Linked DNA regions of Homo sapiens: region 2 is linked to region 1. A link is a loop called in an ENCODE intact Hi-C map of the cell type or tissue named here. Cell type or tissue: chondrocyte. All regions are shown on one strand. Links, peaks and the distances in the headings refer to the core of each region. The heading gives the core; the rest is flanking DNA. Region 1 holds the start of LOC124902109 (a long non-coding RNA gene). Region 2 has its middle 33 kb from the start of DMRT3.

Region 1 (9,680 bases), core at 1,036-9,035:
CTTTATGAATCTGGATGCTCCTGTATTGGGTGCATATGTATTTAGGATAGTTAGCTCTTCTTGCATTGATCCCTTTACCATTATGTAGTGCCCTTCTTTGTCTTTTTTGAGCTTTGTTGGTTTAAAGTCTGTCTTGTCAGAGACTAGGATTGCAACCTCTGCTTTTTTTTTTGGTTTTCATTTGCTTGGTAAATATTCCTCCATCCCTTTATTTTGAGCCTATGTGCGTCTTTGCACGTGTGATGTGTCTCCTGAATACAGCACACCGATGGGTCTTAGCTCCTGAATACAGCACACCGATGGGTCACTTTATCCAATTTGCCAGTCTGTGTCTTTTAACTGGGGCATTTAGGCCATCTACATTTAAGGTTAATATTGTTATATGTGAATTTGATCCTGTCATCATGATGCTAGCTGGTTATTCTGCACATTAATTGATGCAATTTCTTCATAGTGTCATTGGTCTTTACATTTTGATGTGTTTTTGCAGTGGATGGTACCAGTTTTTCTCTTCCATATTTAGTGCTTCCTTCAGGAGCTCTTGTAAGGCAGGCCTGGTAGTGACAAAATCTCTCAGCATTTGCTTGTATATAAAGGATTTTAATTCTCCTTTGCTTATGAAGCTTAGTTTGGCTGGATATGAAATTCTGGGTTGAAAATTCTTTAAGAATGTTGAATATTGGCCCCCACTCTCTTCTGACTTATAGGGTTTCTGTAGAGAGATCTGCTGTTAGACTGATGGGCTTCCCTTTGTGGGTAACCCGACCTTTCTCTCTGGCTGCCCTTAACATTTTTTCCTTCGTTTCAACCTTGAAGAATCTGAGAATTATGTGTCTTGGGGTTGCTCTTCTTGAGTATCTTAGTAGTGTTCTCTGTATTTCCTGAATTTGAATGTTGGCCTGTTTTACTAGGTTGTGGAAGTTCTCTTGGATAATATCCTGAAATGTGTTTTCCAACTTGATTCCTTTCTCCCTTTCACTTTCGGGTACACCAATCAGTTGTAGGTCTTTTCACATAGTCCCATATTTCTTGGAGGCTTTGTTCGTTCCTTTTCATTCTTTCTTCTCTAATCTTGTCTTCATAACTTATTTCGGTAAGTTGATCTTCAATCTCTGATCCTTTTTTCCACTTGATTGATTTGGCTATTGATACTTGTGTACACTTCACGAAGTTCTTGTGCTATGTTTCTCAGCTCCATCAGGTCATTTATGTTCTTTTCTAAACTGGTTATTCTGGTTAGCAGTCTCTGTAACATTTTATCAAGGTTCTTAGCTTTTTTGCTTTTGGTTAGAACATGCTCCTTTAGCTCAGAGGAGTTGATTACCCACCTTCTGTAGCCTACTTCTGTTAATTTGTCAAACTCACTCTCCATCCAGTTTTGTGCCCTTGTTGGAGAGGAGTTGCAATCATTTGGAGAAGAGGCATTCTGGTTTTTGGAAGTTTCAGCATTTTTGCGCTGCTTTTTCCTCATCTTTGTGGATTTATCTACCCTCAATCTTTGAGGCTGGTGACCTTTGGATGGGGTTTTTGTGTGGGGATCCTTTTTGTTGATGTTGATGTTACTGCTTTTTGTCAGTTTCTCTTCTAACAGGACTGTCTTCTGCAGGTCTGCTGCACCTTGCTGGAGGTCCACTCCAGGCCCTGTTTGCGTGGGTATCACCAGCGGAGGCTGCAGAACAGAAAGATTGCTGCCTGGCCCTTCCTCTGGAAGCTTCATCCCAGAGGGGCACTAGCCTGATGCCAACCAGAGCTCTCCTGTATGAGGTGTCTGTCGACCCCTGTTGGGTGGTCTCTCCCAGTCAGGAGGCACCGAGGTCAGGGACCCACTTGAGGCAGTCTGTTCCTTAGCAGAGCTCGAGCGCTGTGCTGGGAGATCTGCTGCTCTCTTCAGAGCCGGCAGGCAGGAACGTTTAAGTCTGCTGAAGCTGCGCCCACAGCTGCCCCTTCCCCCAGGTGCTCTGTCCCAGGTAGATGGGAGTTTTATCTGTAAGACCCTGACTGGGTTGCTCCCTTTCTTTCAGAGATGCCCTGCCCAGTGAGGAGGACTCTAGAGAGGCAGTCTGGCCACAGCCGCTTTGCAGTCCTGTGGTGAGTTCCGCCCAGTCCAAACTTCCTGGCATCCTTAGCACTGTCAGGGGAAAGCCACCTACCCAAGCCTCAGTAATGATGGACATCCCTCCCCCAACCAAACTCGAACGTCCCAGGTGGACTTCAGACTGCTGTGCTGGCCGCAAGAATTTTAAGCCAGTGGTTTTTAGCTTGCTGGGTTCCATGGGAGTGGGACCTGTTGAGTGAGACCACTTGGCTCCCTGGCTTCAGCCCCCTTTCCAGGGGAGTGAACAGTTCTGTCTCGCTGGGGTTCCGGGCACTGCCAGGGTACAAAAAAAAAACCTGCAGCTAGGTTGGTGTCTGCCCAAACAGCCACCTAGTTTTGAGCTTGAAACCCAGGGCCCTGGTGGTGTAGGCACATGAGAGGATCTCATTTGCAGATTGCAAAAACCATGGGAAAAGCATAGTACCTGGGCCAGAGAGCACAGTCCCTTACAACTTTCCTTGGCTTGGGGAGGGAGGCCCCTGGGTCCTTGCGCTTCCAGGGTAAGGCAACGCCTCACCCTGCTTCTGCTTGCCTTCTGTGGGCTGTACCCACTGTCTAACCAGTCCTAATGAGATGGCCAGGGTACCTCAGTTGGCAATGCAGAAATCATCCGCCTTCTGCATTTGTCTTGCTGGGATCTGCAGACCAGAGCTGTTCCTATTTGGCCATCTTGCCGGAGCCACCCCCAGTCCTCAGTTTTTCTAGGAACTCAAATTGGAAATCAAAAACTAGATCTATCTTTTTTTTTTTCTATTTACATTCCTCCTATAATAGTCTCAAACCTCCCTGAGGCATAAGAATCACCTTAGGCTTACTAGGGGAAAAGTCATTTACAAAATATAAAAGAGAAAAATACATCTAAAATATATTATCCTTATTACATTCTTTCAGACTTTCCATAATGTCCTTTACTTTATCGCCTGTCACCCAAACTCCCTGTGAAGCCCTGCTCAAATTGCCAACTGGGGTAATGACAGTAACGATTGTTTATTAGCTACTTAGTATCAGACAAATGTGCTTTTAAACTTTACCATAAACTTGTAGATGTTCATATCCGCATTGAACAGATGAGAAGCTGGATCTTAGGAAAGGAGACTTGTGCAAAGTAGCAGAGCTAATTTCGGGGAGAAAAATAGTTTAGAAAAAACTCATTTGTGTCTTGTTTGTTTTTTCTCACTTTGGCTCAGAAGTCATTCATTCATTCAAATGCTGCAACTTTAAAACACAGCTAGAAAAACTTCCATTAAATAATATGGATGCTTACACACTGCTCAGTAAACAGCAACAAATATTACTTATTAATATTTATGATGACCAGGAAGATAAATGTCTTAGTGTGCAGAGAACAGAGTCCATCATGGCCAAAATCTTAGTACAGTTTGATATTTCAACAGCTGGGCAGGAAAGAAAGTAAAGTGCTTTGGGAAGACAATAGATCCTGGGTGAGATGGAAACGGGATTGGGTTTCCCCTTTTCTTTTGGATGGGAATTCGGAACACCTGGGATCTTGTTCAGGTTTGGCTAATACTGTGGAGAGACCATTTAAGGACCTTGTAGTTTAGTTTCCTTACCCATAAAATGACAGGTCAGGATGTTGGCAGCGAATCTGTATGGGTCTGCAGCAACTTCAGTGCTTGCCACCTCAGAAGAAAGAATTTGAGGGGCATAAGGCAGAGGGAGAGACTGAGGCAAGGTTTAGAGCATGTCGACGAAAAGAGTCAAACTCTGTAAAGTATTTGAAGACATTTATTCTGAGCCAAATATGAGTGACACAGCCCCCAGGAGGTCCTGAAAACATGTGCCCAAAGTGGACAGGGTGCAGCTTGGTTTTATACATTTCAGGGAGGCAAGAGACATCAATCAAATACATTTGAGCACTACATTGGTTTAGTCCAGAAAGGTGGGGGCAAGTCAAAGGGTTGAGAGGGTGGGGCGCGGGTTTCCAGGCTATAGGTGAGTTTAAGTATTTTGACAATTGGTTGAGTTTGTCTGAAGACCTGGGATTCATAGAAAAGGAATGTTCAGGTTAAGATAAAGATTGTGGAGACCTAAGTTGTTTTGAAGTCTCATAGTGCTGCCCTTAGAGACAACAGATGACAAATGTTTCTTATTTAGATCTTAGTTAATCTCTTTAGGATTGGGAGGGTCTGGAAGAAAAGGATCTAGCTGTGTTAATAGATTCTTTACAGATGCAAATTTTCCCCTATACAGAACAGCTTTGCAGGGCCATTACAAAATATGACGAACATGTTTTGGGGTAAAATATTTTGATTTTCTCCCTTGTCTCATGTTATGCCAGAGTCAGTTTGGAAAGTAAGTCACAATATATAGGGCTAATTAAAACCCATCTGATGAGAATTTGTGATTTGTAGGGCGTGATGCCCCAGACCCCTTAGATAGGAGTTTGGGCAAGATAAAAAAACATAATTTAGTCCTCGTGGGGTTTCACCCTGTTGCCCAGGCTGGTCTTGAACTCCTGACCTCAAGTGATCTGCTTGCATCAGCCTCCCAAAGTGCTGAGATTATAGGCCTGAGCCACTGCACCCAGCCTGATCTATGCTTTGCAGGCACTTTATCTGTGATATTTCATTTAATGTTTATAACATCATACCCATTTGGCTTTCTAGAAGCTCAGTGGTTACAAGTCTAGAGACAGGCATTTTTACCATCCATATTCTATAGATGTAGAAACTAGGGCTTAAAAAGGTAAAGTCCCTTGCTCAAAGTCTCGGCTGGTAAACGGGAAGCTAGGAGTCTAAGTTAGGTCTGTCTGGTTCCAGAGCTGCTGCTTTCTGGAACCCTGCAACATGGTGGCGCTTGTTCTCCATTGCAGAGCATTGGGGTTGGTCGTAAGGTGATGGTGATGGCGGTGGCCGTATGGTGGAAGGAACTTCATCCTTCGCAGACCAAGGGATATCGAGGAGAGTGCAATATGCAGATTCAGACACTAGGTGACAGAGTGCCACAGGGCAGACAACTCGCTACGCCTGGGTCTGCGGGGTGTGGTTCTCTCCTGCGTCCTGTATTCTTTTAAATTAAGAAAAGGCTACGCGCTCCTGTAAACCCTGTGGTCTTTTACACTAGGGCCAGGATATGTGCAACTAGATATATGCCCAAACTGTACGTGTTTCTTCCTTTATTGCGAGACATGAAGGAATTAAAGAACGAAAGAGGAAAGGAAAAGAGCAGTGGACTCAATACTGTAAAAGGCAAAGATTCCCTTTAAATTGCTTTTTAGAAAGTTTTTTTCAAAAAGATTTTTAAAGTTTTTTAAAAAGGATTTTAATAAATTATAATGTTTTATTTGGAAACATTTAATATTAAATTTCATTTAATTTCCACTTAGTTTTTAAAATTACTTTTATTTTACTCTGTCGCCCAGGCTGGAGTGCAGTGGTGCCCTCTCCACTTACTGCAACCTCTGCCTCCTCAGCTCACGCGATTCTCCTGCCTCAGATTCCGGAACAGCTGGGATTACAGGCGCCCACCACCATGCCCAGCTCATTTTTTTTGTATTTTCAGTAGAGAGGGAGTTTCGCCATGTTGGCCAGGCTGGTCTCGAACTCCTGATCTCGAGTGATCCGCCTGCCTTGGCCTCCCAAAGTGCTATGATTACGGGCGTGAGCCACTGTGTCCGACCTCCACCTAGTTTTTGAAAGAAGTAGTTCTCTTTCCATTTTTATTTTTTATTTTTTATTTATTTATTTTTGAGACGGGGTATCGCTCTGTCGCCCAAGCTGGAGTGCGCTGGTGCAATCTCGGCTCCCTGCAAGCTCCGCTTCCTGGGTTCACGCCATTCTCCTTCCTCAGCCTCCCGAGTAGCTGGGACTACAAGCGTGAGCCACCACGCCCGGCTAATTTTTTGTATTTTTAGTAGAGATGGGGTTTCACCGTGTTAGCCGGGATGGTCTCGATCTCCTGACCTCGTGATCCACCCGCCTCGGCCTTCCAAAGTGCTGGGATTACAGGCGTGAGCCACTGCGGCCGGCCCCAAAATAGGCTCATCTTTTGATGTTGCCCACAAGTGAATAAAGTTAAGGCAAAAGGTAGGTGTAGTGTAGTTGGCCCTGGAAGCCCGTCTTTTGGCCTTCACCTTACTTTAGGACGAAGTAGGGTCTGTCCAGTGGCCTACAAGAGGAAGTAATTCTGCTTTTTCCAAAGTTGCCTGGAGCATATTTTCAAAAATGAAGACTCTCACTTTAACTATATGAAGTCTGGTGCACACTATTTTGCATGCTGTGATTACTGGTTATTTAAGCTTCATCAATGAAAAGAAACAGCAGAGCAAGAGTCAAGCTTTAGTCTAATAAGAAATGAGAAACAGAAGCTGTCAGCCACCGAATGGGAACGAAGGGGTAGTGAGGCAAGGACATGCCACCTTCCTACTCTACAACTCAGAACCTCACAAGGGAGGCTGTTTTGCCTCTCTAGTTCCATGTTAAGCTGGTTTTAATCTCCATCTTGATTGCCTTCCTTCCAAATGGATGGATGTATTCAGAGAGATTGTCCTGATCCATCCTGATTGTCTGCCAATGTATCTGCTGATGTGGGTAGGGCCACCTGGCATACACTTGCAGGGCCATGCTCTTGTGAATCAGACAGTCACATTGCATGGCAAAGGAGACCTGCATTTGATGTTCAAAAATGAGAGAGCCCAAGGAGCCTCAGCTCTTGGTTGCAACACTGGGGACAAACTATGAATAATAAAGTGAGTGACACAAGGGCTTAAGGTCAGGAACTCCTGTGGCATTTTGGTTTAGCTCAGTTGGAGGTGTGGGAGGAGTGTGATGGAGCTGAACCCAGATTACGGAGGAAGCTTCATCATGCCAGACCGAGCTGAAGCCATTGAGTGGCTTTCAACAGGGAATAACATGACTGTACTGAAAGCGGCAGGGCTGACATTGGGGAGACCAGTTCTGATGACCTTGCAGCAGTCCAGAAGAAATGATGGTGCCCTGAACTGTGTTAGCAGCAGTGGAAGAGGGTGGACCCAAGAGCTGTGGGGAGGAAGAACCTGTAGACTTGACGACCACCTAGCTAACATATTCATGGCAATGAGTCTTGGAAGTTCTACAGCGCACCTGGAGGGATGGTGGGATCAGCGAGGCCAACACTGAGAGAAACGCAGGCGTGGATGCCCTGGCACAACCTCGCAGCAGATCCTAATTCCTGGGAGGACCCCTTTCCTTCCCACATTTGACAAAGACAGTCTACGCAGATTCCCTAGAAAAACCTCCTCGCTGCCCACAGGTTGCTTTTTTTTTTTGTTCCCCATCAGAGCAGCCTGCTGGAACTCAGCAAGGCAGTGGACAATCCAATGGTCGTACCAGCGATTGTCCATACCTGTGGGATAACTAGGAAGACAGTTATTTTTGTGTGAGTGCCTGTGTGCTCTGGGGAGAGATGCCAGTGAGTGAAACTGGAATGAACAACCTGACCTCGAGGAAAAAAATGACCTTATCGTTAACAAAATAGTGAATGCTTCCACAGTGCCTGTTTGTACAGAGTGCTTCACAAGCATGAGCTCATGTGATTTCCTCATCACTTGCTTTTCCAGCTGTAACAGGTTTGGAGAAGGCAGCTGTGGATTCTCTTTAGCTTTTGTTTGAGAGGTTTCTCTCTTCCTGGTCAAGAAGCCACATGACCCGAATGTAACTAGGACGGTGTTGTTGAGCACTTGCTTGTGGACCCCTCTGGGGTCTGCAGATGACTGGCAGGATGCTGGAGCCTGCAGGTTTTGCTAGTTTCCTACTTGCATGGATCCTTTCTTGCCCCAGCTCTGGATAGGTTCCCAGGCTTCATTAGAATTCATGGACGGTTATCTGCAAAGACTTCTGGACAAGAAGGTATAATGGTTCTTTTATGTGTCAATTTGACTGTCAAGGGATGCCCAGAAAGCTGGCACACCTCTGCGTGGGTGTCTCTGAAAGGGATGAGCATTTGAATTGGTGACCGAGTAAAGAAGGCTTTCCTCACCACTGCGGGTGGGTACCATTCAGTCTACGGAGGGCTTGAATAGGACAACAACGTGTAGGAAGATAGAGTTCCCGTTCTGCTTGAGCTGGGACCTCCATCCTCTCCTGCCCTCAGACACTGGCTTCCCTGGTTCTTAGGCCTTTGGGTCTGGGCTGGAGCCACACCCCTGGCTTTCCTGGGCCTCCACCTCACAGATGGCAGACCACAGGACTTCCTGGCCTCAGTAATTGCATATGCCAGTCCCTTGTAGTCGATCACTTTCTATACATCTATATATATCCTATTGGTTCTGCTCCTCTGGAGAGCCCTAATACAATGGAGTATCACAGGAGTGTGTCCCCCAAACCCTATGCTGTGTAGCACCCTGATTCCTGTGGCACCTTTCTTCTGATGTAGGAGATGTTAATACTGGTGGTAAGGTTGAAAATAATTTTTTAAAATGGCTAGACACACAAAGTAGCAGTGTATTTAAACCTTGTCTGCTATTTTAGTAGCATGAGGCATTCCTGAATAAAAAGGAAATAGCAGAAGCAAGCAGGCTGGTCGCTTGGGAAGGGCACCTTGAGGGGCCCTTATCAGAGCTACAGCCCGAGGTACTGTGGCAGGTAAATAAGTTCTGTTCTTGTTGACCGATCAATGGAAGTGTTTAGACTTGCCGGCGAAAACCACAACCTAGAGAACACAGATGGCCCCACTGCAAGGACAAGGAGTCTCTTGGAGCTCAGACTTCCGAATAATACATTTTCTCCACAGCGCCTGGAAACTGTGTTCTTGTTGATTTTCTGGGAGACAGCAAAGCCTCCCTCCTCCTTCCCCTCATCCTCAGGGTGGGAGTGACAGCCTCATCACTTGCATTTTCAAGTAAATCTGGCTTGCAGAAAGCAGCTGTGGATTCTCTTTGGCTTTCTTTCTAGAAGTTTCTGTCTTCCTAGTCAGTGAGTCACATGACTTAAATGTAACAAGGGCATGGTTCTCAGGTGCCTGATGCTTCTGGGCTTTGTAGAGTACTGGCCAAACCCGCCATGGTGGCCATGGTAGGCTGGGGCGTGGGACTCAGGCACGCAGAACACTGCACAGTTGGGTCTTCAAGAGCAAGGGCATCTCCAGAATCAGACTTCTGTGTCCTTAAGCAGGGTCTAGAATGTGTCAGGGAACCAGTTCTGGGCCTGAAGAATTGTTTTTTGTCCTGTTGTTCCTAGATTGTCATAGTCAGAGGAAGAGACTGTCTCACAAGCCCCATGCAGAATTTTGGGACCGTCGATGTTTGTGTAAAGGCAGGTATAACTTGCAGTCTTGCCTTTGGAATACATTTGTCTTCCTAAGTTAATCTGTTACAGGACACCGTATTTGATTTCTTGTCTGGAATTTGAGTCTCTTACCACTAGAAATACGGTGTTGTTTTGGTGAAGAATGCTTTTCTCTCTGCAAGAGTGGCAGTGTGGCGAAGTGATTCAGTGCAGGGACTTGGTGCAGGTCTGCCTGGCTTTCTCACTAATAGCTGTGTGATCTCGGACAAGTTACTTAACCTCTCGATGTTTATGTTGCTTCATCTATAAAAAGGGGATAGTAATGGTGTTCAACTACTTTATAGGTTTCTGGAAAGGAGAAA
Region 2 (9,680 bases), core at 767-8,766, 250 kb before region 1:
CTTCTACAAATCAATAAGAAAAAGACAGATAAACCAATTTTAATGGGAAAATGTGAATCTACACTACATAAAAGAGAATATCCAAATGGCTAATAAGCATATGAAAAAGCGCTCAACATCACTAGTTTTCAGGGAAATGCACATAAAATTACACTGAGATAATCACGGAACACCCACCAAAATGGCTAAAACGTAAAAGACTGACAGTACCAACTGTTGGCAAGGATGTAGAACATCTGACACTTTCATGCACTGCTGGTAGAAGTATAAATTGCTACAAACTTTTGGATAACTGTTTGGCAGCATCTAGTTAAACTGAACATATGTATACTCTGCCTGAGCAATTCTATTTCTACGAATATACATAACAGATATATGTACATATGTTCACCAAAAGACATGTGTAAGAATGCTCATAGAAGCACTCTTTGTAGTAACCACACCCAGAAATAGCTCAAATGTCCATTATCAGTAGAATGGATACAATGTGGTATATTCACATAATAGAATACTGTACAAAAATGAAAAGAAGCAACCGCACGCAACAATACAGATGAATGGGCCGCAGACATAATGCTGAATGAAAGCAGCCAGTCATGAAAGAGGACAAACTTTATGATTCCATTGTTATAAAGTTCAAAAAAGGCAAAATGAATCTGTGGTGTCAGAAATCACCTTGAGAGTTGCCTTTGATGGAGGGGCTGGCAGTAGGAAGGAGAGGAGGCTTTGAGGTCCTGGCACTGTTTTCAGTCTTGGTCCAGGTGCTGATTGCATGCCTGTGTTCACCTTGTGAAAAAAACATTTGGCTAGCCAGTGACTTGCGCTCTTTTCTGTATGAATGCTGTACTCAACATCTATTTTTAAATAATTGATAATCTGAATTTTATTGGCTTTGTTTGTATTTACTTTGTATAAGAACTATGAGGCTATCAAGATTATAACTAGTTACGTTCATGCATATTTAAATTTTATTATAACAAAAATAACTTGAGAAGACATTAAGATGTTAGAATCATTTTTAAACTCCTTGTCTGAATTTTAGATATTGATGAGTGATACCAGATATAAAAATTAGGAAATTAAACTTTTTAAACTTCTTCCCACTTCCCTCTCCCAAACTTCTGTTTTGTCGCTGTTAGTTTTGTTATCTTGTCTTTTATAATATATTTATGTCCTATTCAGTGATCATAAACCTTGTGGTCATTTTCTTAATTCTAATTTACATTGTTCACTTTTCACCACCCACCTCTTTCTTTTACTTCAACTTTTTCATTCTTGAATTTGTCAGATGAGACCACTATTCAATATATAAGATAAAAAGACAAAACTGAAGTTACTGCTTTATAAGAGACAACTGTGCTGATCAGCAGAGCTGACTATGGATCTCATACAGGGTTTAGGGGAAGGTGGAAGTTAGAGACAGGATTTCCAGGGGTGTAAGTGGGCTGACGTCATTGATGACACTGTTGTTGATTGGTTGACACTTGGAGGCCTGTTTAATTGAACTTCCTCCTTTCAGAAGGGAGACCTGACACTGACTGGTTGGCTTTGAAAAGTGTGTTCACTCAGTTGCCGCGTTGTTGATCTATTGGCAGGTGAAAAACAGGGATATGTCCGAAGTCTCCTAATGTATAACAGTTCCATGTTCTTGCCGTTGTATCATCTCAGGTTTTTAGCTCTCTTCTCCTGTGGGTATTTTTCTCTTCTACACTAGCTTGTCCATCTATCTTTGTGTGTTCTGTCCCTCTGGTATCTTTTCTTCTCTAATATTCTATACATTTTCATGTTTTTTTTTTTTTAGACGGAGTCTTGCTCTGTTGCCCAGGCTGGAGTGCAGTGGCACAATCTCGACTCACTGCAACTGCCACCTCCCAGGTTCAAGCGATTCTCCTGACTCAGCCTCCCAAGTAGCAGGGATTACAGGCACCTGCCACCACGCCCAGCTAATTTTGGTATTTCTAGTAGAGACGGGGTTTCACCATGTTGACCAGGCTGGTCTCGAACTCCTGACCTCAGGTGATCCACCTGTCTCAGCCTCCCAAAGTGCTGGGATTACAGGCGTGAGCCACCACGCCGGCCAATGTCATTTCTTTTCATCTTTTTCATGCTTAAGGTGGGCAATGCCATCCAGATGTTCTATAATCAGTGGCACAAAATTAACACCTCATGAAACAAACTTTTATTTTCTTTGGTCTGTCTGGTTTTTTCTTTTTTTTTTTCTTTTTTTCGAAAAGGCAAATTTGTTGCCAACATTTAAAAGTTGGGAGGTGACACATAAAAATTCAGAATTTCAGCTTCTCTTGAAAAACAAAATCAAAGACGTGACAATACCGGACTTAAGTTGGCAGAGAGCAACAATCACCTGGAGTATTATTTTTTATAGCTTCATGTATTTTAATACAGGAACGGCACAGAAGACAGCCAACATTAAAAATATATACTTGCATGTAGGACAACTCAGTTAGAAAAGTCTGTGGATGGAATCTGCTGTATGATAAAAGTGCTACAAACACCAGTTAGTTGCAGTCAATAAGAAATTTGCTTGTTTTTAAAAAATGCAAATGCTGGCATCGTCCAGAAACATTTAACAGGTGTATTTGTAATTGCTATAAAGTTGAACTGCTGAAACTTGTTCAACAAAACTTTTGACTTGCATGAATGCTGTACATCTCATTTATATGAACAATTCACACTCAGATGAAAATGGAAAAACTGCCCATACCTGATTTCTGTCTCCTGTTTTTCCAGTCACAATCATATACTTAAGTACCTTTTGGCCCCACGAAAAAAAATGTCTATTGTTCACAACTACCAAAAACAGGAAGAAGAGAGTTTTTATTTTTTTGAGAACGAAACGTGTTTCTCCTCATGGTAGATTATTAAGCTGTTCTCCACGTGCTAGCTGGATGCCTTTTGGCATAATTGTTACATGTCTGGCATGGATGGCACACAGGTTGGTATCTTAAAAAAGGCCAACCAGGCCAGCTGCAGTGGCTCACGCCTGTAATCCCAGTACTTTGGGAGGCCGAGGCGGGTAGATTACTTGAGGTCAGGAGTTCAAGACTAGCCCGGCCAACATGGTGAAACCCTGTCTCTACTAAAAATACAAAAAAAAAAAATTAGCCTGGTGTGATGGCGCATGCCTGTAATCCCAGCTACTCAGGAGGCTGAGGTGGGAGAATCGCTTGAACCCAGGGGAAGCGGGGGCAGAGGTTGCAATGAGCTGGGATCGCGCCATTGCACTCCAGCCTGGGTGACAAAGTGAGACTCTATCTCAAAAAACAAAAAAAGGCCAACCAGGTAGGCCTCCCTTGCCTCCTGCAAAGCACCAACAGCTGCACTCTAGAAGCACAGATCTGTTTTGATGTCCCGTGCAATTTCTCTCACCAGGTGCTGCAAAGGAAGTTTTGAGTTGTAAGTTCAGTGGACTTCTGAGACCATCTAATTTCATGGAGTGGCACAGTGCTAGGCCAGTAACGATGAGGTTTCTTTAGCCCTCCAATATGAGGCCCACTCTTGTGAGCAGCATTTGTAACCAGCTGCTTCCTAGGTGCTTTACCCCCAGTTGATTTGTGGGCAGTCAGCATGGTAGGAGCCACAGTATAGAAACTTCCTTCCCTACCCACCTTCCTCAGCTGGAGCTCAGCAAGCTAGTGGTGGCTGCGAACACAATTTGGAGACCGTTTAACATCGGCAGTTTTCAAATGTTAGTGAGCATCAGGACTACCAGGAGGGCTTGTTAGAACACAATTTTTCAGGTTGGGTGTGGTGGCTCAAGCCTGTGACCCCAACACTTTGGGGGCGCAGAAGCAGGAGCATCACTTGAGGCCAGGAGCTCGAAACCAGCCTGGGCAACATAGCAACACCCCATCTCTATGAGAAATTGTTTTAAGAATTAGCCAGGTGTGGTAGCCTGCCCTGTAATCCCAGCTACTCGGGCAGCTGAGACAGGAGGGTCACTTGAGCCCAAGAGTTCAGGGCTTCAGTGAACTGTGATCATGCTACTGCACTCCAGCCCAGGAGACAGAGTGAGACCTCTGTCTTGGGGGAAAAAAATCACAATACTCTTAACCTTTCCCACAGGCTGCCTATTTACTCCGTAGGTTTTCTTTTCTTTACATCGGTGGATATTAGTGAGAATTCTCAGAATTTCATCACCAGCCTCCTTTTCTTGAATCACTCCAGGCAGGTAGGATGGGATTGGTAGGTACCTGTGTGGTCTACACTAGAAGCTTCGATTATTTTCTTGGCCACCATGTTTTAAAGTTTCTAACAAGAATTTGTGCCTCTTAACCTAATTTGTTTACTACTGGAGAGTTTTTGCTGAGTTTTGGCACTTTTTGTTCCTTTTGTGAGATCTTCAGGAAGGAGCTATAGGCCAACTTCCTGTACCCTCACTGTGGTAAAATCCAGCTCTGGGTAATTGAATGGTCCTGCTCTAAATGGTCAACCTCTTTCTCAATGTTTGTCCTACCACCACACCACTTCCCACCCCCAGAGATTAGAATCAGTCTGGAGCGAGGGCCAGGTATCCAGATCTTTAGAAGCCCTCTGGGTCGTTCTATTGTGATGCCAAAGTTGAGAGTCACTGCCACAGTTCGGTGCTTTTCAAATGTTAGTGAGTGCGCCAATCTCTAGGGTCTAGCTAAACTTCAGATTCTGAATCAGTATGTCTACAGCGTGGCTCCAGAGTCTGCCTTCTAGCCAGCTCTCAGTGATGGTACTGCTGCTACTCCTTAGACCACACTTGGTAGCGAGCTTTTAGAGCTAACTCAGCTAATGATCTTGCCTGGGTACGCTTAGTGCCCCGTGTCCTCAGACTCAGTGTGGCAGATGTCCTGTCTAAAGCACGGAAGGCGATGTACAGAGACTACTTTTTGGAAATTTTCTGGGACTTTTGTGGAGTGAGGTCGGGTCATCATAGAGTAAGAGCCAATCACACATTGGACCCTGAAGCTAGCCACTTCTAATTATAGCTACTGGACATTCACAAATTCTTAGGGTTCCAGGAAGGGCATGGAAAAGACAGAAACATCCCCTTAAATCCTACTTCAGAACAGGACATATGATTTTTGCCTAGGTACCTATCATTTGTCATCAGTTCTCCAAAGGATAAATGGGACCACGCAGAGAAATGGCATCACCAGCATGTCCCAGCATGTCACCCACATGCCACAGTGAGAGGCACAGGAGTGAGGCAGAGCCAGAAAGAGAGGAACAGTGAGCAATGTTCCCACCTTCTGAGGAGCTGATGGGAGCCCAGGCAGCCGACTGCACTTTAGTAAGCGTGAAAGACAAGAAGACGTCGCTGAAGCTTATTCTTGTGAACACTCAGGGTAACTCTGAGAGTGGCCACAAAACCTGGGCCCAGGGCCAGGCTGTGTTAGCGCAACAGCACCACTAGATGGCGCCATTGGCTCGAGGAGCACAGAGTGTCCGCCCGGTGCTGGTGAGGCTTGTTTCAGCCCCGCTTTAGGACACGATGCTTAGATCCGTAGAACGAAAATGATGGAAGTGAAAGATCAGGGCTGCTACAAGATGCTTTTCATCAGGCCAGAGCCTTTCTTTTTTCCATTTTAAAATATTTATTTTTTATTGATACGCAAATATTTGCACATATTTATGAGACACGCGTATCTTTGGTTACATGCATAGACTGTGTAATGATCAAGTCAGGTTATTTATCGTATCCATCACCTCGAATATCATTTATACGTATTGCAAACACTTCAAGTCCTCTCTTCTAGCTTTTTTTTTTGAAATATACAATACCTTGTTGTCAACTCTGGTCATCCTACTCTGCTGTCGAACATTAGAACTTATTTCTTCTAATTGTGTGTTTGTACCCATTAACCAACCTCTCTTTACCCCCATCTCCCACTACACACCCTTCCCAGCTTCTAGTGTCTGTCATTCTACTACTCTCTATCTCCATGAGGTCAGCGTTTCTAGCTCCCACATATGAGTGAGAACATTTGACATTTGTCTTTCTGTACTTGGTTTATTTCACTTAACATGATGACCTTCAGTTCCATCCATGTTGCTGCCACTGACATGATTTCACTCTTTTTTATGGCCAAATAGTATTACATTGTGCATATGTACCATATTTTCCTTATGTATTCATCCATTGATGGGTATTTAGGTTGATTCCATGTTTGCTATTGTGAACAATGCTGCAATAAACAAGAGGGTATATGTATCCTTTCAACATACTGATTTCCTAACCTTTGGATAAATACCCAGCAGTGGAATTGGTGAATCATATGTTAGTTCTATTTTTAGTTTCTTGAGAAATCTCCATACTGTTTTACATAATGGCTGTACCAATAATTTACATTTCCACCAAAGTATATAAGAGTTCCCTTTCCTCCGCATCAGGCCAGAAATCTTTGACATTCAGAACAACCTAGCAATGTCTAAGGGGCATCCAGCTGTCGGTGGCTGACCAGGTCACTCCTGTTCGCATGACAGAAGGATACCTGGAGGAGTCTTTGTGCCCACTGGATTAGTGAAAATAAAATCTTTTTCTACCAACTGGTGGAATCCTCTTTTGAAGTAAAAAATCTTTTCCATTTTTTGTTTTCACTTTTTCAAAGTTATTATATATTGAAGGCTTATATGAAAGGAAATGTGGTAAAGGCTTCAAGTCCACTTAATCTTCACAGTAGCCTTGTGGCCTTGTTATTATCCCCATTTTACAGGTGGGGAAATTGAGGGCTGAAGACATTAAAGCCTCTAACCCAAATGATGAAGCCAGGACTTGAACCCAGTTAGATCTGTCTCCAAAGCCTATGAACTTAACCACTGTGCTACACTACCACCCAGTCGGTATTTATTCAGAAACGCACATGTCTAGACAGTGGCCTTTCTCAGTCCAGTATTGTGTGACTTGCAGCAAAAATATCTTACAGAGATACGGTGTGGTAGGGGAAGAATGGGGATTTCAGGTGCCCATAATCGGGTATCTAACCCATTCTTTAGCAGCTAAAAGTTCCCAGAACATCTTTATTTCCCTTCTTCCTTCTTCCTAGTATCTCTTCTTAGCATGAAATGCTGTCAGCTGCTTCTACTAGCTGAAAAAACAACAGCTGCCTCCACAACCATCTAGAAAGGGCCCTGCACCTGGTGATTCAACGCCCTCTTTTTGCTACTTCCTTTCCAGGCCTGTCTCTCCCGCATCAACCTAATCTGTGAAATGGAAAGCAAGCTGGTTGCATTAATTCTTACTAAAGTGTACACAACTGAGAGTCATTGCAACATATTATCCAAATATCATCCAACTAAGTGGTGTTTGGCTTTGGGGCGAAAGGAATGTGCTGAGATTTCAGTGATGATATTTCAGCCTACATGCTTTATTACAACTCAATGCTTTTGCTGATTCGAGGAGACAGACCCTGAGGAAAAGACCAAAGGCAGGGACAAAGGGTAAGGCCTGCAAGTAGAAAGGATCGATTAGTAATTATGACATTTCACACACATCTGGGGCTAAATATTCTATGGTAATAAGGAAAGCTAAAAAAAAAAGGCTATTTCTTTCCTAGGCTAATTCCATGGCCTGAACATAATATGCTGTTCTTTGTTTCCTCAACTGGAGAAGGATAGACTACTTAAAAAACAAGAAACCTGAGGAAGCCATTGGCCACTTTAACAATGATATAAACTATTCCAAGGTGACAAAATAACTCTAGTTTTCTTTATATACAGAAAAAACTCCAACTAATATGTGGAAGCAATGGTAGAATTAGAAAATCCCCGCTGGGTGCAGTGGCTCACGCCTATAATCCCAGCACTTTGGGAGGCCAAGGCAGGTGGATCACCTGAGGTCAGGAGTTCAAGATCAGCCTGGCCAACATGGCGAAACGCCATCTCTACTAAAAATACACAAATGAGCCGGGCGTGGTGGCGCGTGCCTGTAATTCCACTCGGGAGTCTGAGGCAGGAGAATCACTTGAACCCAGGAGTCGGGAGGTTGCAGTGAGCCGAGATTGCGCCACTGCACTCCAGCCTGGGCAACAGAGGGAGACTTCCTCTCAAAAAAAAAATTAAAAAAAAAAAAAGGAAAATCCCCATTTTTCAACCCCTAATTGAAATTACTGATTCCAGCAACATAGTGAGCAAATGAAAGGTTGTAGAGAAAAGATGGAAAGTGGAGTTTGCAATGGAGGGGTTGTCTGGCTGACGTTACTGACCCCTACTGATCTTGCCTGGTGGACAAAAGACCCACTGTGTCCTTTCGGAAGTGACGCAGTAGGCAGTGGACCAGCATCTCCTGGGAAGTACATCTCCCTCAAACATTTGAACCCATATCAAAGAAGCCTCTAGATCTGCTTCCACTCTACAGGAAACATGGGGGATCCAGGAACAAATTAAGTGACTCCACGAGGAAGCAAACACACAGTTTCAGAATGGAGAGGATTCTGCTGAGCAATGGACTCCGTTTCCTCACAAAGGGGGCGTCCACTGTGCAAATGAAGAGACGTAAGAAACATAGAACCAAATACAGCGTGTGGACCCCCATCAGACAAACCCACGGTAAAGGGGGAGCGAGGCTGGAGATAACTCGGAGATTTTTATGAACTCGGTCTTATGATACCAATGAATTACTTTTAATTTTGTCAGATCTGATCATGGCATTGTAATTATATATGACTATGCCCATTTTTAGAGATGTTTACTGAAGTACATAAGGGTGAAATGACATTATTTGCTTTAAAGACTACTTACCTCATCCAAAAGGAAGAAACAGGAAATGGGATGGATGGGTCAAGTGTCGTGTAGTCTTCGTAACTGCTTAATGTTGGTGATGTGTAGATTAGGGTTCATTTCACTATTCTCTATATATGTGGGCCTTTTATTTTTTTAATAATAAAGTTTTGTTTTGTTTGTTTTTTGAGACAGGGTCTCACTGCGTCACCCAGGCCAGAGTGCAGTGGTGCAGTCACGGCTCACTGCAGCTTCAACCTCCCTGGGCTCAGGTGATCCTCCCACCTTAGCCTCCCAAGTAGCTGGGACTACAGGTTCTTGCCACCACACCTGGCTAATTTTTTGTGTGTATTGTTTTGTAGAGACGGGGTTTCTCCATGTAGTCCAGACTAGTCTGGAACTCCTAGGCACAAGCAATCCATCTGCCTCGACCTTCCTAAGTGCTCGGATTACAGGCGTGAGCCACTACACCTGGCCAAACATTTTTTAAAAATCAAAAAGACATGCTCACTTCAGTGACATCAAGTAGGACAAAAGACAATTCAATAAGTTGATGATATTTTCAGCTTTGATGGAACGCATCCACAGCCCCTGGCAGAGCTCATCATCAGGGTCAGGTCCCTGAAATCATCCATGTCAGGTCCCAAATATCCCGCTTGTAAAACTGCATTGCATTCCATTTACCCATCTCAGAAAGATAGATGGCGCCATCAGCCTGGTTAGGATTGGTTTCAGTGACCAAGCATTTCTAATGAGAACACACTGCAGAAACCAACCACTTCCTTGCATAAGACATTCAGCTACAAACCCTGGTGGTTAAGCTGCGATGGGTTCTGCCAGCTTTGAGCTTGGGTCACAGACCTGTTCAAGGGCAAGTGTTCTTCCAGCACTCCGAGAAAGAGATGGCTGTTGATGCAGATGGCATCATACGAAAAGCTCACCTCCATTCATAAGAAGAGAATGCAAATGAAAGC

Evidence for each region. Peaks named below come from ENCODE experiments on the same cell type or tissue, not always from the same donor. Only the 100,000 strongest peaks of a DNase experiment are listed, where the experiment ranks them.
Region 2: a loop joins it to region 1, with 2.6 times the contacts of the local background. A loop is called at or near these places in 6 of 110 quality-filtered maps.

The regions. Positions count from the first base shown.
Region 1 is chr9:759,560-769,239 of GRCh38, reverse strand. LOC124902109 (a long non-coding RNA gene) reads left to right here and starts at 7,859. Exons shown (of 4, transcript XR_007061394.1): 1 at 7,859-7,941. RefSeq lists a silencer at 7,517-7,811. In chondrocyte, for the core only: CTCF peaks have their summits at 4,791 and 5,040; no DNase peak of the experiment used is centred there.
Region 2 is chr9:1,005,004-1,014,683 of GRCh38, reverse strand. It overlaps the pseudogene H3P29. Among named protein-coding and RNA genes, the nearest start is that of DMRT3, 33 kb to the right of the region's middle. RefSeq lists a silencer at 5,287-5,486. In chondrocyte, for the core only: CTCF peaks have their summits at 5,195 and 5,397 (motif pointing right); a DNase peak (open chromatin) is centred at 5,379.